Regions from separate parts of the Homo sapiens genome. Here region 2 is linked to region 1. Evidence: read pairs that join two places in POLR2A ChIA-PET (ENCODE). Cell type or tissue: B cell. All regions are shown on one strand.

Region 1 (5,000 bases):
TCTACCAATTTTGCTACCCGTCGGTGGATTGAGTACGGCAAGCAAGCTGTGCTGGTAAGTCTGCTTGATTTCTTTCTATAACACCATGACAAAAATGAGCAAATTCTGGTTAGATACGTTGGCTGGTGATTAGAGTATTTCTTTGAGCTGCTGGAATTCAGAAACAAGCAGCTAGCAATGTGTCAGAGTACTAACATTTTGTGTTCATAAGGAATTTTTAAAAATGTGTTCAGAATTGGGAAGTATAAAATGAGGTTCTTAAGTCCATTAGGCATTAAAACCACATCCACACACGTTAATACTCTTGTTTATCCATTCCGAGATTTCTCTGTTGAAATTTTTAGGGGTTTCCTTTACTCTAGGGAAGCAGCAGGGTCGGGCCTTTGACTGATAGTAGTAGACTTGCTTGTGTGTTCCTGGCTTGGACAGGGAACAAGGGCAGGTGGCTCACCGTCCTGGGGGCCTAAGTGCAGAGCCTAACCACCCTCTGTGACCCCGAGTTAGTGCCCAGGTAGATTTGCCCCAGTAGCATGTGCTCTCTGCCTTTTTTTCCCTGCTTCCCTTCATGTTTGAAGGTCCTGCAAGGATAACATGCCCTCAGCCTGTGAACCAAAACAATCTGGTTATAAACCATCTTGCACTTGTTTCCATGTGGAGGGAGGAGCTAGGACGTGGGGGTGAGTTGGAAGCAGCAAGGTATGCTCACCTGGTGCTCTTCTGGTTCCTGCTGACAGTGCTCCTGTAGAAAGGACATGGTGAAGATCTCCATGGATGTGTTTGTGAGAAAGTTCCAGCCAGAAAGGTACAAACTTTGGAAAGCTGGGAAGGACAACACAGTTATTGACCATACTCTGCCCACGCCAGAAGCAGCTGAGTTTCTTAAGGAGAGTGAACTGCCTCCAAGAGCTGGCAACGAGGAGGAGTGCCCAGAGGAGGACATGGAAGGGGTGGAGGATGGAGAGGAAGGAGACCTGAAGACAAGGTAACCCAGCAGCCCTTTTGTCCTGGCTGCGTGAGGGAGGGATGTCTGGGTAGGTCCTGTAATCTGTGGAGAGGCTGTTTCTTGTTTTTTTTGTTTTGTTTTGTTTTTGTTTTTGTTTTTGTTTTTGATGGAGTCTCGCTCTGTCGCCCAGGCTGGAGTGCAGTGGTGCGATCTCGGCTCACTGCAAGCCCCGCCTCCCGGGTTCAGGCCATTCTTCTGCCTCAGCCTCCCGAGTAGCTGGGACTACAGGCACCTACAGCCACGCCTGGCTAATTTTTTGTATTTTTAGTAGAGACAGGGTTTCACTGTGTTAGCCAGGACGGTCTCGATCTCCTGACCTCGTGATCCGCCCACCTCGGCCTCCCAAAGTGCTGGGATTACAGGTGTGAGCCACCGCGCCCGGCCGAGGCTGTTTCTAAGATGCCGTTTGTGCCTTGGCTAAGGGAGTGTTCTTGGTAAAGGCTCCAGAAACCTGAGAGCCAGAGCATTCAGGCACTTTCTGAATGAGAGACCTGTAGTGGGCGTGTAGTCTGCTGGAGCAAGGCGTCAGTTATATGAGGGTCGGGGGCATTTATGTGCGAAGGTCGGGCTCCCTCTGAGCCAGAAAAGTCATGTTTTCTCATCATATCAGAGAGTCTTTTAAAAAGAAGTGTAGTGAGGATGAGACTCAAGGGCATTGGTAATGTCGTGATTTAAGTCTGCAGTGCTATTGGTGGCTGAGCCAGGGGATCTGTGCTCTGAGGAGAATTTATCCTGGGCCATATGGGAAAGAAAGGAGGAACCGTTCCTTGGTACCTGCTATATGCCAGGCACTTTGCCAGCTACTCTGCATACCTTTTCTTAATCCTCACAACAAATCTGTTAGGTGGGTGGTAATACCTGTATTTTCCAGATGATTGAACAAGGTCAGAGAGGTGAAGTCCCTTGTCTCAAGTCACAAATAAGAGGTGTCCCTGAGTTTTGAGCCAGGCCTGACAGGCTCTGGCCATTCACTTTGGGTTGTGTGTGGATGTGTATGAATGTGTTTGAGTAAGTGGATGTATATGTGGGCTCTTAAAAGATTTGCCCTCTCCCTTGCAGCCTGGCCAAGCACCGAATAGGGACAAAGAGGCACCGAGTTTGTCTTGAAATACCACAGGAGGTGAGTCAGAGTGAGCTCTTCCCCAAGGAGGATCTGAGTTCTGAGCAGTATGAGATGACGGAGTGCCCGGCAGCCCTCGCCCCTGTGAGGCCCACCCATAGCTCTGTGCGGCAAGTTGAGGATGGTCTTACCTTCCCAGGTTAGTTGACTATGGTGTATTTTCCACAACCCTAACTCATATATGTGTCCCGTGTTAGATGCCATATTGAGTGCTGGGTCAGAAATAAAAAAGGCAGAGTGACAGGTCCGTGAGCAGATAGCATACTTGGAGTGTGAGAAGTGCTTTGGGTAGGGATGTACAGGGAGGACTGGACACGTAGGGAAAAGCTCCTCCCTCTGCCTGGTCAGGGGTCAGGGAAACACTGGAGGTTTTGGTGAAGGTGACTCTTACAAGGTAAGTAGGACCTTCCCAGGCGGACAGAGAGAGAGGAGGGATGTAGAAAGGGAGTCCCAGATGGGAGGAGCAGGGCACAGGCATGGAGATGGGAATTTTTTTTTTTTTTTTTGAAATGGAGTCTTGCTCTGTCATGCAGGCTGGAGTGCAGGGGCGCAATCTTGGCTCACTGCAACTTCTGCCTCCTGGGTTCAAGCGATTCTCCTGCCTCAGCCTTCCAACTAGCTAGGACTACAGGTGCCTGCCACCATGCCTGGCTAATTTTTTTTTGTATTTTTAGTAGCGATGGGGTTTCACCGTGTTGGCCAGGCTGATCTTGAACTCCTGACCTCAGGTGATCCGCCTGCCTCGGCCTCCCAAAATGCCAAGTGGGATTACAGGCGTGAGCCACTGTTCCCAGCAGAGATGGGAAATATTAATAGCATGGTCCACTTGGGGGAACTGGTGGGGAGTTTCCCTCAATTGAATATTAGGGTGGAAGGCAGCTGTGTGACCAGAAGGTGACGCTGGAGAAATAGGAGATGATGTAGGGCTGTCTGCCATTTTCATTTGCTCACTTGGAAGCTTAAGAAGCCATTTATATTTTAAGAGAGGGAGTGGTGTGATCAGTGCTGTTTAGCAGTCACTTGGAAGGTCATTGAGGCTAGATTTGTTAGAGAAAGGCTTGTATCTGTCTTGGGTCAGGTATGACCCAAAGATGTGGTCTGCCGACAGCCAGGCAGCACTGTGGACTGACACCCTGGGCTGGGCTGGCTTCTCTTCAGCAGATTTTCTTTCCCTTTTTTCTCTTCAAATTTATTTATTTATATTGACAGATAAAATCGTGCATATTTGTCTTGTACAACATAATTTTTTTGTTTGTTTTAGAAACGGGGTCTTACTGTGTTGCCCAAGCCTTTGTGAACACAGCTCACTGCAGCCTCAACTTTCTGGGCTCAAGCAATCCTCTTGCCTCAGCCTCTCAAGTAGGTGGGACTACAGGCATACACCACGCCTGGCTAATTTTTTTTTTTTTTTTTTTTTTTTTGAGACGGAGTCTCACTCTGTCTCCCAGGCTGGAGTGCAAAGGCATGATCTTGGCTCACTGCAACCTCCGCCTCCCGGGTTCAAGTGATTCTCCTACCTCAGCCTCCCAAGTAGCTGGGACTACAGATGCTTGCTACCACGCTGGCTGATTTTTGTATTTTTAGTAGAGACGGGGTTTCACTCTGTTAGCCAGGATGGTCTCGATCTCCTGACATCGTGATCCGCCCACCTCAGCCTCCCAAAGTGCTGGGATTACAGCAGTGAGCCACCATGCCTGGCCCATGCCTGGCTAATTTTTAAATTCTGTAGAGACAGAGTCTGACTTTGTTGCCCAGGCTGGTCTTGAACTCCTGGGCTCCAGCAATCCTCCCATCTTGGCCTCCCAAAGTGCTGGGATTACAGTTTTGAACTACTGCTCCTGGTCCAACATGATTTGTGAAGTATATATAAGTTGTGGAATGGGTAAATCTAGCTGTTTAAAATACATATTCACATAGTGGTCATTTTTGCAGTGAGAACATTTAACATCCACCCTCTTAATATTTTTCAAGATCTTTAGATTTTCTAGCATGGGCTAGGTAGCCAGGTCTCTGCTGAGCTCAGACTTGCATTACCTGCAGGAGACTTTGGAGGAAATGGCAGCTGCCCCTTACTGAGTGTCTGCTGAGTGCCAGGCGGTGCTCAGGAGTCTTATTTATGAGCCCTGTAGATCTGTAGTAGCATCTTCTCATTACAGAGGAAGAAGCTGGAGGCCAGGAGGCTGAGCAAATAGCCCTGGCTCACAGTGCCCCTCAGTGACAGAGCCAGGATTGGAAGCCAGGTCCCATTCCCCGCCCATGTTCCTTGTGCTTTGCCCTCTGCCTTTCATCAGGTTCACATGTGCAGGAGGAACTTGGCTCTGTCTAATGTGTATGTGTGTTTCAGATTATTCTGACTCCACTGAAGTCAAATTTGAAGAGCTTAAAAATGTCAAACTAGAAGAGGAGGATGAGGAGGAAGAACAAGCAGCAGCTGCCTTGGATCTTTCTGTGAATCCTGCGTCTGTAGGGGGACGCCTTGTCTTCTCAGGCTCCAAAAAGAAATCATCTTCTAGCCTGGGCTCTGGCTCTTCACGGGATTCTATCTCTTCTGATTCAGAAACTAGTGAGCCTCTCTCCTGCCGAGCCCAAGGGCAAACGGGAGTTCTCACTGTGCACAGTTATGCCAAAGGGGATGGCAGGGTCACTGTGGGAGAGCCATGCACGAGGAAGAAAGGAAGCGCCGCTAGAAGTTTCAGTGAGCGGGAGCTGGCAGAGGTATGGGCTCCAGGCAGTGGTGTGGGGTGGGGAGCTGCCCTGGAGGACACCCTGTCGGGAGGGGATCTGTGTGGGGGAGGGAGGTGGATCTGTGTGATGGAGGTGCTGCAGGAGGGCAGGAGAGACCCTCAGTCAGTGCCTCTAGCCAGCAGTGGTTGTGTC
Region 2 (5,000 bases), 160 kb after region 1:
CAGCTTCAAAAATCAATTAATGCATATTCTGTTACATCAACAGGCTAAAGAAGAAAAATCATATAATCATATCCATAGATGTAAAAAAACCATTTGATACAATCCAATACCTATTCATGATTTTTAAAAAAACTATCAGCAAACTATGAGTAGAGGGGAACTTCTTCAATTTGATCAAAAAACCTATAGCTAACATCTTGCTTAATGAGACACTGGATTCTTTTCCCCTAAGATTGAGATAAAACCAAGGATGTCCCCCCTCTCACCACTCCTGTTCAACATTATACTAAAGTCTTCACTAACACAGTAAGACAAGAAAAGGAAATAAAAGGCATACAGATTGGGAAGGGAGAAATAAAACTGTGTTCACAGATGACATGATTGTCTATGTAGAAAATCCCAAAGATTGGCAAAAACATTCTGGAACTAATAAGCAATTAAGGCAAGTTTTCAGGCTGTAAGGTTAATACACAAAAGGCAATTGCTTTTCTATATACCAGCAAGAAGCAATTGGAATTTAAAATTTAAAACACGGTGTCATTTACATTAGTGCCAAAAAAAAAGGGAAATACTTAGGGATAAATCTGATAAAATATGTGTAAATGTGTTTGTGCATAGATCCATATATGAATGAGGAAAACTACAAAACTCTAATGAAAGAAATCAAAGAAATCTAGATAAATGGATATTCCACATTTTGATAGAAGGACTCAGTATTGGGTTTTGGGGGTTTTGGGGTTTTTTTTGAAACAGGGTTGCCCAGGCTGGAGTGTAGCGGTGCAACCACGGCTCACTGCTGTCTCGACCTCCCAGGCTCAAGTGATCCTCCTACCTCAGCCTCTCAAGTAGCTGGGACTACAGGCGTGCGCTACCACACACAGCTAATTTTTTTTTTATGTTTTTTATTTTGTAGAGTCAGGGTCCGCTATGTTGCTGGGGCTGGTGTCAAACTCCTGGGATCAAGCAGTCCTCCTGCTTTGGCCTCCCAAAGTGCTAGGATTACAGGTGTGAGCCACTGTGCCCAGCCTCAGTATTGTTAAGATGTCAATTCTCTACTTGATCTATAAATTCAATGTAATCAGAATCAAAATTGCAGCAAGTCATTTTTCGAATATCAACAACTTACGTTAAAATTTATATGGAAAGGCAGAAGACCCAGAATCTACTGATGAAGAAGAAGAAAGTTGGAAGATTGACAGTACCTGACTCCAGACCTACAATAAAGCTATCAAGATACAATCAAGATAGCGTAGTATTGGCAAAAGAATAGACAAATAGATCAATAGAATAGGATAGAGATCCCATAAATTGACCCACACAAATATAGTCTGTTGATCTCTGACAAAGGAACAAAGGCAATTCAATGGAAAAAGGATAATTTTTTCAATAAATGATACTGGAATAATTAGATATCTGTATGTACAAATTAATCATTCACCTTGTACCTTTCACAAAAATTAACTCAAAATGGAACCTAAATAGACTAAATGCAAAACCTGAAACTATAATAAACTTCTGGAAGGTAACATAGAAAATTTATGTGATTTTGGGTTTGGTAATGAGTTTTTAGATATAAAACCAAAAGCAAAATTCAGAAAAGAAAAATCAGTACGTTGATTTTATTAAACTCCAAAACTTGTACTCTGTGAAGTTCACTGTTAAGTGAATGAAAAAACAAGCCACAAACTGGGGAAAAAATTGCAAACACATACCTGATTAAGGACTTGTATTCAGAATATACAAAGAACTCTTAAAACTCAACATTAAGAAAACAACCAACCCAATTAAAAAAATGGGCAAAAGAACCAAAAAGACACCCTTTCCAGATGGTCAAAAAAGATATGCAGATGGAAATAAGCATATGAAAAGATGTTTGCATTATATGTCATTAAGGAAATGCAAATTAAAACAACAGTGAAATACTATCACACCTATTAGAATGACTAAAAAAAAACCAAAAAACCTGACAGTCTCAAATGCTGACAAGGATGTGGAGCAGTAGGAACGCTCATTCACTGCTGGTGGGAATGGTTTGGCCACTTTGGAGCACAGTTTGGCCACTTTGGAGCACAGTTTGGCAGCAGCTTACAAAGTGAACATAATATGTTCTAGCAGTCACCCTCCTAAGTATTTACCCAGTGGAACTGAAAACTTATGTCTACACAAAAACCATACATGAATATTTATAGCAGCTTTATTCATAATTGCCAAGAACTGGAAGCATCAAGATGTCCTTTAGTATGTATGTGGACAAACTGTGGCACATCTAGACAATGGACTACTATTCAGCACTAAAAAGAAATGTAGTCTGTTAAAAAAAAAAACACTACTAAGGGCTTTGAAATCAGGAAATATAAAAAGTGTATTTTATGAAACAGCCACAACCAATATCCAAGGGCTTTGAAATCAGAAAGCTCTATATTCAAATCTTCCTCCTGCCATTTCCTAGTTGAATTTCTTTATTTCTTTGTTCATAAAATGGGAAGAATAATACCTATCATATAGGGCTGTTTAAGGATTAACAATAATGTAAATAAAAATAAAAACAAAACCCCAGATACTGCTGAATAATTGTTAGTTACATTCCTCCACTCTCTATTATTTTGCTTCCCAAATATATCTTACAAATATTCTTCCTGTCTATATCCACTGTTACCCCTTCAGCCAGGTCTCCTCATTTCTCTCTTGGACTAGTGCATGTCATTCATCTGCATAAAAATCCTTCAGTGGCTCCCCATTGCCTCCATCAGCAAGTCCAGGCTCCTTGTCCTAGCAGCAAGACCATGCTGTGGTCTCACAGGCTTTGTTCTGTCAGTACTACTGTATTTGCAATTCCCAATATGTGCCAGGCTCTTTTTCTGCTTTGGACCCTTGCACATATTGTATCCTCGGCTGAGAATGCCCTTCTCCTTTCTCTCTTTTCTTGACAGTACCTCCTCAAGATACCCACCCTAATTCCCAAGACCACTTTAAATTGTCTGCCTCCTCCATACCTTGTATATAATAGTGGTCGTACTTATACCCAAAGGTAATCTTTTATTTACTTACCTATTTGCTTACTGAAATTCAAGCTTTTTGAGAGTAGGAACCAAAATGGAAAACTTAGGTTCCTTAGTGCAGTGCTTCTGAAACATTTCCTCCAGAGGACCCTTAGTGGTAGAGGAGAGTGAGCATATATTGCAAAGCAACCCACTGCAAGCATAAAAATTCCTTTTTTTTTTTTTTTTTTTTTTTTTTTTTTGAGACAGGGTCTTGCTTTGTCGCCCAGGCTGGAGTTCAGTAGTGCAATCTCAGCTTACTGCAGCCTCAGCTCAAGCAATCCTCCCAACCTCAGCCTCCCCGGCCCAAGCAATCCTTACAACCTCAGCCTCCTGAGGAGCTGGGACTGTAGGCACATGCCACCATGCCCAGCTAATTAAAAAAAATTTTTTTTAAATAGAGATAAGGTCTCCCTATGTTGCCTCTGGTCTCAAACTCCTGGGCTCTAGTGAATCTTCCCACCTTGACTTCCCAAAGTGCTGGGATTACAGATGTGAGCCACCACACCTGGCCCCCCAAAAAAGAATCTTTAAGATCTTTCATTTTGCTTGTAAAAATTCTGCATTCTATACCATAGTATGTATGTGTTTTCTTAATACATTCTTCCTCATATCTTCAAGTACATGTATTGCTCCAGGAAGATACACTGGTTTGTACTGTGGCTTTGAATAACTCTAACCTCTATTACATAGCCCCTGAACTGTGACACCTGCTTTGAGAGCCTGGACTTAGTGGATTTAGGGACAATGTTATCTGGAAATCATGATAGTGACCTCTATCTTATACTGGGGACCTATAGAAGAATTGAACAGAGGATTTGACTGTGATTTTAACTACAAATTTTATGAGATATAGCCCTTCCACTGGGCTCACATAAGTGCTAGGATGCTAGTTTATAACAAGTTCCTGCACATAGATGATGGAATTGTTTTAGTGGCCCTCCCTTTCTGTCCCCTGAAGTCTCTTGACCTCCCTGCCCAATAGGCATACATTTATGGACAGCCAGTTGAATGAGAGAGAAGAATCCAAATAAGAAAAATAAATGAGCAGTTATTTTCCTTCTTAAATTATTGAAACTATGATAATAATTCAGATGAATCTAGAAGGAATAGTAAAAGCAGAAGTCAAACATTAAAACAGTAGGAACAGTGACTAATATTTGTATAACCTTTCAAAGGGCACTGTGACCCACATTGCTGTAGGTATTCACTGATCTTCCCATCAGCCCTATAAAATGTGCATTACTATAGCTATTTTAAGAGTTAAGGAAACCAGTTGTGTCTTACCTGAGGTTGCACACCTAGTAAGTAGAACTGGTGGCTTAAACTCCAATCTTCTTACCTTAAGCTGATTACACTTTACATCATAGAAAGTAGGGGCTTTGGGAAGAACAGGAGAGAGTTTTGGAGTCAGTTTTCTCTTGTCAAAAATGAAAATAATACTTACCTTAGAGTAGGACTGCTCCAAAGGTAGACAGGGCCCTGGCCAAATAACGTTTTGCAAGGCCTCTGCCTGTATAAACCAGTTGATGGGTCCATGTATGATATATTGACTTACTAAGGATTTAGAACAATGGGTAGAGAAGAGATACTTATGTATTTGTTATCCAATCAGTGCATATGAAAATTCCTTTTGCTACCCAGACACCACCAACTCTTTCTGTTCAGGTTCAGGAACCATCTCTGTGTTTTCTATTGTCAAATGTATCATTGCTGGAAAGTTTCATATCTCCTGCCACAAACAACAAGTATCTGTATTATTAGTACTCAATGCCATGGCTTTTTGGAAACTGTTTTGTGGAAACAGTGATCTTCTCCCTTCATTTCTCCAGTACCATTCAGCTCATGCTGGATACATCATTTCATGAGGCTGCGCTATCCTTCCTGAGACCTGGGAGTATCTCAAAGATGGGACTGCTTTGTTGGTCATGAACACACACCAGTGTCAGAGAGTGCAGGGAA

What was found. ChIA-PET counts read pairs that join two places held together with the same protein. Peaks named below come from ENCODE experiments on the same cell type or tissue, not always from the same donor. Only the 100,000 strongest peaks of a DNase experiment are listed, where the experiment ranks them.
Region 2: POLR2A ChIA-PET joins it to region 1 with 11 read pairs; 2 of 35 experiments call an interaction of 5 or more read pairs at or near these places.

What each region holds. Positions count from the first base shown.
Region 1 is chr1:43,667,038-43,672,037 of GRCh38, forward strand. It overlaps KDM4A (lysine demethylase 4A), which reads left to right. Exons shown (of 22, transcript NM_014663.3): 8 at 1-54; 9 at 735-982; 10 at 2,063-2,262; 11 at 4,468-4,838. LOC124904165 (a long non-coding RNA gene) reads right to left here and starts at 795. Exons shown (of 3, transcript XR_007066050.1): 1 at 707-795; 2 at 1-75. RefSeq lists an enhancer at 1-474. In B cell, no CTCF peak of the experiment used is centred here; no DNase peak of the experiment used is centred here.
Region 2 is chr1:43,826,785-43,831,784 of GRCh38, forward strand. The region is part of intron 4 of ST3GAL3 (ST3 beta-galactoside alpha-2,3-sialyltransferase 3); the gene reads left to right. Among named protein-coding and RNA genes, the nearest start is that of MIR6079, 9.3 kb to the right of the region's middle. In B cell, no CTCF peak of the experiment used is centred here; no DNase peak of the experiment used is centred here.